2 separate regions of the Homo sapiens genome follow, and region 1 is linked to region 2. A link is a contact called in ENCODE Hi-C or POLR2A ChIA-PET data. All regions are on one chromosome and are shown on one strand. Each heading gives the region's core, a stretch centred on a gene start or an enhancer-like site at or near the end of the contact. The rest is flanking DNA. Distances are from core to core; before and after follow the strand shown.

The links. Hi-C counts contacts between places; a loop is a spot of excess contacts on that map. ChIA-PET counts read pairs that join two places held with the same protein, here RNA polymerase II (POLR2A). Pooled maps may share reads with other maps.
Region 1: a map of right lobe of liver shows a loop between it and region 2 (2.7-fold over the local background). The contact joins two enhancer-like sites. A Hi-C loop is called at or near these places in 7 of 168 maps with a recorded cell type or tissue (HAP-1, esophagus muscularis mucosa, motor neuron and 3 more), 3 of 37 single-sample maps with no recorded cell type and 7 of 50 pooled maps. POLR2A ChIA-PET finds 5 or more read pairs at or near these places in 3 of 52 experiments (A673, MCF 10A and OCI-LY7).

What each region holds. Positions count from the first base shown.
Region 1 is chr15:57,197,463-57,200,815 of GRCh38, reverse strand. TCF12 (transcription factor 12) reads right to left here. Exons shown (of 21, transcript NM_207037.2): 8 at 2,991-3,043. Among named protein-coding and RNA genes, the nearest start is that of SNORD13D, 80 kb to the left of the region's middle. RefSeq lists enhancers at 938-1,607, 1,608-2,277, 2,278-2,947. Within about 2 kb of position 2,040, at least 2 of the 41 ENCODE cell types and tissues checked have a DNase peak (open chromatin) inside an H3K27ac peak, as active enhancers do; they include A673, where a contact is called at or near this core.
Region 2 is chr15:57,154,609-57,158,083 of GRCh38, reverse strand. The region is part of intron 5 of TCF12 (transcription factor 12); the gene reads right to left. Among named protein-coding and RNA genes, the nearest start is that of SNORD13D, 120 kb to the left of the region's middle. Within about 2 kb of position 1,398, at least 3 of the 41 ENCODE cell types and tissues checked have a DNase peak (open chromatin) inside an H3K27ac peak, as active enhancers do; they include A673, where a contact is called at or near this core.

The sequences.
Region 1 (3,353 bases), core at 791-3,290, 42 kb before region 2:
AAAAGTTACTAGTCAGTGGTTCTGCAGAGAGGAACAGAGAAGCTGAGTTATGCACTTATGATACCTAAATATAAAACAGTTTACAAAAAAAGTCTCTAATCAATGCTACATGATCAAATTATACAGATTATCAATGCTTTGCATGCTAAGTAACCCTGCCTATTATTTTTTGTATCAGTATCAGCGATACTTAGTCCTTTCACTGTTTCTTTAGAAAAAGTCACATATATTTTACAGATTAAAGATAGAATGAACAAGTAGGAAACTGATGAAATCCTGAATGCTACTGCCAAATTTCCAATATGGTTTGGAAAGTATAATATTCAAATTATCATAAAATAAAATATACATAGTCAATTTTCATTTTTAATACTCCATTTTTCTTATAGTTTGCATGTCAAAAGTTTATAGTTTGCATATTTTTCAATAAAAGCTCTGAAATAGGAAATCACAACTTAAAATTCTATTTTAGATCCTGAGAAGGTAAACAGTATAACCTTAAGTGTTCTTAGGACATATTTTGTCATTATTTATTAAAGTATTTTCTTTTAAAATCTTTTCAGTTAATCCTAGAAGTGGGAAAAATATCTGTCTTTAAGGTTTTTCTGTTTTCTTTTTTAAATACTTGAGATTTCAGCCGGGTGTGGTGGCTCGCACCTACAATCCCAGCACTTTGAGAGGCTGTGGCAGGAGAAGCACAGAGCCCAGGAGTTCAAGACCATCCTGGCCTGGACAGAGACCTCCTCGTCTCTACAAAAAAAAAAAAAAAAGCCAGCCGTGGTGGCCTGTCCCTGTAGTCCCAGCTACTTGGGAGGATGAGGTGGAAGGGTCGCTTGAGCCAAGGAGGTTAAGGCTGTAGTTTGCAGTGACTGTGTCACTGCACTCCAGCCTGTGTGACAGAGTGAGATCCTGCCTCAAAAAAACCAAAATAAAACAAAAAGACCCTGAGGTTTCAACACAGCATTTTATCTAAAACATACTTTCAGTTAATTAAAATGAATGTGTTATTTATACATCCTTAATAACATTTAATATATACTAATATAGCTAGTAAAATACAATATATAAGTAGGCTTGGCCTGCAAAATTTCCTAATGGTTCTCAAAGAAATCAAGTTTCATCAGAATTCAGTGACTTGTTCCAGATACCTGAGACAATACAGAGAACTACTACCTCCAAGTAATGAATGTTATTACGATTACGAATGTAAGAAATGCTGGTGACCTCCAGTGTCTACTCTCCTTCCAGACTGTTCTGTCCATTTTGCCTACTGCTTTTAAAATCAAAGAACTATGGAACACTGAACATACACTGTTTCTTAATGTCAGGTTAAGAAATGAGATGAATTTTTCATTCACTAATCTGTTTTTTTAACCTGTATAGTTCTACTAAATATTAATGTGTAATTTAACTTTTATTACTCTCATTGAATTACAGTAATAAATTACAAGAAAATTGCACTGCTACATGTTTTAGCAGTACTGTCAGTTTTAATATGATTTCTGTTAATTTAACAGAAATCATCTGTTATGCTGTTGAACCACCTACCCCTGCATAGCACACAACTGTTAAAATGTAAATTGCCAACTATTTTTAGCTGCTGCTGAAAAAAAATTCCTGTCTTCGGGAATAACGATTTGAGGCATTGTGTTCATTTTGTTTATCAAGCAGTCTCTAGTGGGCCCAAGTGCTTATGCAAGCAAAAGCTTTTAAGAATGCCTGCAGCTGCAAGCCAACCTTCCAGGTAGGCTGCAGGTTCAGAGCACAGCTGCCCTAGGCTGCATAAAACTCAGATCCATCTGGAACTGAGTTACAGAGAGGATTTCAAATTCGACTTTTCATGTATCACACGGTAGAGAAGGCAGGGGAATAACACAGAAAAGAAGGAAGGCAGACAACCAAAAAGATTGTATCTCTACTTCAGCCTTAATAAAAACTAAAAAGCTCAGACCCATGCTGCTCCTTCTAGATTACTACTTGCCAAGCCGGATATTCCATTCAGTCTATACTTCGATGAGCTGACTCATCTGGCGGCACCTGCGCCCATGGGTTAAGTACTGCCAAATAAAAGCCCAACATCCATTTACACAACAAAAAGATGTACCCTACAAGGCACTGGGGCCTCAATCAAACAGCCTCACTCACCATTTCTTCTAAGCAAAGGGAGAAGAAAAAAAAACTTCCGTTTTTTGCACCAGAGATTTAAAAATTGTAGGTAGATTTACGATGCAGGTTCCTTTACAAGTACTTTTACTCCTTTAAAGAATAAAGTATATTTAATAGCACAGTCGCCCCTACAGTATTAGATTATCATGGCCATTAATGATTGTTCCACCAAACCTTTCCAACCTTCTTCATCAAAGCCCTTTATTCTCAAAGGATACATTTTTGAGCAAAGAGGGATCAACAAACTAGTTGCTTGAAAGCTTTCCTGATGCTAGGCTGAAGTTAGGAAAGGCTTAATGAAGGCTTTAAAACCCACAAGGGCTTCACAATGAACATCTGACTTGGTGATTTATGCATATTAATAACCTCAGTCCTACTGAGGCAAGCTGAGCCAAACATGTACTCCGAATCTTAATGTCTTTAGCTCCATTGGGATTATTACAAATGTAAATTTCTAAGATTTTCAGCTATTAATCTCTGTCTGTCCTCCTGTTCAGCAACATAATGACTAATTAAACATCAAAAGACCTGCATAGGAGATCATCTTTGACAGCTACTGGCCTAGTCCTCTTCCCAAGAGGGGAATTCAAATGACAGGGACAAGGAGTAAGAGCATATGAGTAAGCTACAAATCATTGCAGAGAAATCTAAAAACCAAACATTAAATGTGGATTTACCTCAATCAATGATTTTGTTAAGCACTGAACAATTACTATGTAAAGTATGCCCACTCGCATCAATCGAATGTACCCTTGTAGCAAGGTAATACGGAACACTTGAAATCAGTTTGTTTACCATCAAGTTAAAAAAAGATAGGTACTTACAGAAGAAGGCAAACCAGGAGGCACCTTTCTGACTTTTTTTGCTTGCAAGGGATCTGCAGATGGAAAACAATACATTTCTTCAGCATAATATACCAGAAAAAAATCAAGACTTCAAATTAACAGAATAACTTTTCCCCTAGCGTCTTTCTTGTTTTCCAATATTTGGGAGTAAGCAGCAAAATACAGTAATGAGGGCTTCATTCCTTTTAACTAGTCCCAGTGAAAAACAGGTTCTCCTAAAAAAGTGATACATTCTGAAAATACATATCCCATAAATTTGGGAAGATGACAGCAAATGAACCAATACAAGAAAGAAAACAACAAACTAGTATGAGGGAAGGGAATGAACATTTCTTAAGAAAC
Region 2 (3,475 bases), core at 149-2,648:
ACATCAGATTTGCAAATTAAATATAAATAGGTGAGGATGAGAAGGTTTATAGAAAACAGTTTACATTTCCATCATTAGAATGGCCAGAAGAGAACATTAAAATGCACAATTCAATTTGAGAGGGTGAGGTGGGTGGGTAGTAAAAAATTCTAAATGAATGAACGGGGAAGAATTACATAAATACATTTTGATCAATTTCAGTCACTGACCAGAACATTCTGGGCCTGGCACGGTGGCTAATGCCTGTAATCCCAGCACTTTGGGAGTCTAAAGTGGGCGGATCACCTGAGGTCAGGAGTTCAAGACCAGCCTAGCCAACATAGTGAAACCCCATCTCTACTAAAAATACAAAAATTAGCTCGGTGTAGTGGTGCACAACTGTGGTCCCAGCTACTCGGGAGGCTGAGGCAGGAGACTCTCTTGAACCCAGAAGGTGGAGGTTGCAGTGAGCCTAGATCGAGCCATTGTACTCCAGCCTGGGTGGTGACATAGCAAGACTCCGACTCAAAAAAGGAAAAAAAAAAAAAAAAGAAGTAAACTATAATTAAAGGTAGCTCAAAATCTAATTTCCACTTTGGAATCACTTTTCTTAACAGTTGTATATTCTAAATTGTCCTTGATAACATAATTTACATCTGTATTGCACTGTTGCTTTGCCTAAAGTTCAGAATATGAGTATTTTTCTTAATGTCACCACATTTCCCCAACCACATGTTGTTTAGAATTTAGAAATAAAGACATTTTCATTTTTTACAGCAAGTCAAAAGATTACAGAACTAGGGGAGCTGTTTTTCAGGAAAAAAAAAAACCCATCATGAATGTGTACTCTTTAAAAATAATCAAGTCACCTTGGTGTCTTAATGTTTATCTCATTCTTAAAAAACGATTTAAAATAATTTAATGGTTTACAACTTTCTAAGGACTACATAAACTGAGATAATCATTCAATGCCTTAACCCTATTTACTCCACTTACTCCAAAACAAAGAAAAAGAAAGTCAAGTAACAATCACATCACCAAATAATTTGGGGGAAGATAGAGGGAACAAATTATCAAATACATCTACTTTTGGCATCTCATTTCCTTCCTGACATTAATGTATCTCAGTATTCACACTCTTAAATAATTTACTCCTTCTGACACACTGACTCTGTTTCCACCAAATCCTTGTATCAATGCTCGTCTAAGAAATTTCTTGCATTATACAATGATAAGCAGAACATTAGGCTCACTGTTGCTAAATCCCATTATTACCTCACATCTTTTTTGTATTTTGACTATTTAATTTAGACCATGACCTTACCAGGCAAGGTCAGTGTTTAACTCTGTTTTTTATGGCACCCAGGGACCAGAAGGCAGATGCCACTTGTTCAGAGAACACTGGTCTGGAATTCCAGACTTGTGTTGTTTGCGTGCCAGGGACAGATTCTACTCCAAGCCTCCATCTATGGCATAAAGCCATATGAAGGCAGAGAGACAGCTTAAGAGAACTGTGCTCTAAAATAGTGTATAATAAATGATTGTTAATTAGCCAGTTCCCCTGACAGCAAGAACTGGAAGAGAAGGAAAGAAACTAGTCAATGGAACTGCTACCATTCATCAACTATTTGGTCATAAACAGGCCAACGGAATGAAACAAACATGGAAATAAGAGTCAAGAGGATCTATTTCTGTCTCTGATGTGAACTAGCTATGTGAGATACATAAGTCATTAAACCTCTCTAGACCTCAGTTTTTTTTACCTAAAAAATAGAGTGAGGTGGGGCAAGTGTGGATTAAATGATTTCTTTTAATGTCCCATGAAATTGATATGCTCATCAACTCTTCGCTATTAATAAGACATACCCTTCTGGTGGAACATTAATTTGGACACTGCACATAGTAAAAAGGATAAGCTGCTAAAAATATAGGGATTTTTGTAATAAAGATGATGTACAGTTATAAAACCAAAGTGTAAACACTTGTTTAATACATTTTGAGACATTTAGCTGTGAATATATTTGCTGAATACAGCAAACTGAAGTCAGTATATTTAAAATTACCAAGACTTAATCCTATTCAGATTAAGAAAAACAAAATGTCAATGAAATTTTTTACTGAGACTCAACAGCCTCTACCTATGTAATATAGAAATGAAGCACATTTTGTACACTTTGTGTATAAAGAAAATACATAAATAGCCATCAAATGGTAACTATTTCATTTTGTTGAAACACATGGAGAAAGCCCAGAAGAGAGCCTTAAATCCCATTTAGGTTCTACTAAGACTGTATGCATGTGTTTTATGTTCTCATTTATTTATGAATGACAGGGTCTTGATCTGTTGTCCAGGCTGGAATGCAGTGGCGCTCGATAGCCTTGAACTCTTGGGTTCAATCCTCCTGCTTCAGCCTTCCAAGTAGCTAGGACTACAGGCACACACACCCACATAGGTTAATTTTACAACATTTTTGTAGAGATGGGGGTCTCTTATGTTGCCCAGGCTGGTCTTGAACTCCTGGCCTCAAGTCAGCCTCCCACCTCAGTCTCTCAAAGTGATGGGATTACAGGGGTGAGCCACCATGCCTGGCCTGCTAAGACTTAAATATGGTTCTTGCTACATGAGGACAAAATATGACATGTTCAATTTTCATTGAGCTGTCTCCAGTATTGCAATTTACTGCCATCCTATGTTTGAGTTTGAAAATAGGTAAAGGCCAGTCTCAACTTCTTGATGGGTCATAATCCAAAGTTGATTTGTGAGTAAGGCATAACTCAAAATAAAAATCTTACATATTAACTCATTATAACTGGATACACAAGTAAATTCAGGTCACAGTGTGTCAGAATAGAATATTTGCTGAATGGAGGAATGAGGAATGAAGGATGGAAGGAAAAAATGAAGGAAGGAAGAAAAGAAAAAAATCCCAACATTCTGTAACAGTAAATTAGAGAGAAGGCATGGGGTAATGGTAATGAACGAAGACTCTAGATGTAGACTAACCAGGTTTAAATTCCCACTTTGTTGCTTATTATCTAACAGCTCTGTCCCTTAGTTGCCTCATCTGTGAAACAAGGATAAAAATAGTTCTACCTCACTGGGTTTTTTGTGAGGATAAAATGTATTAACATCTTAAGTGCGTGGAACAGTGACAAACAAGGGGTAATTAAATTTTAGTTATTATTTTTGAACTGAAATGTACTGACTAGAAAATACATTTGACTATATTATACAATACTATATTGACTATATATATCTTAAATATTCATGCTTAAGGACAAAGTCTTAATTAGAAGAGAAAAAAATTAGATTCTAGGCAAAGAATTTAAAGGAAACTTTTGGATACTTTCAGAGGTTTTAAAATTCTTTATGCCTTTCATTTCATTAAAATTTAACGGCGTCACTCTTCTTAGCATTAATGAATGGGTAACTGGATCTCTTTGTATACATAGCCATAATCTGTTCACAACTGAAAAAAACAAAGATTCACCAAAG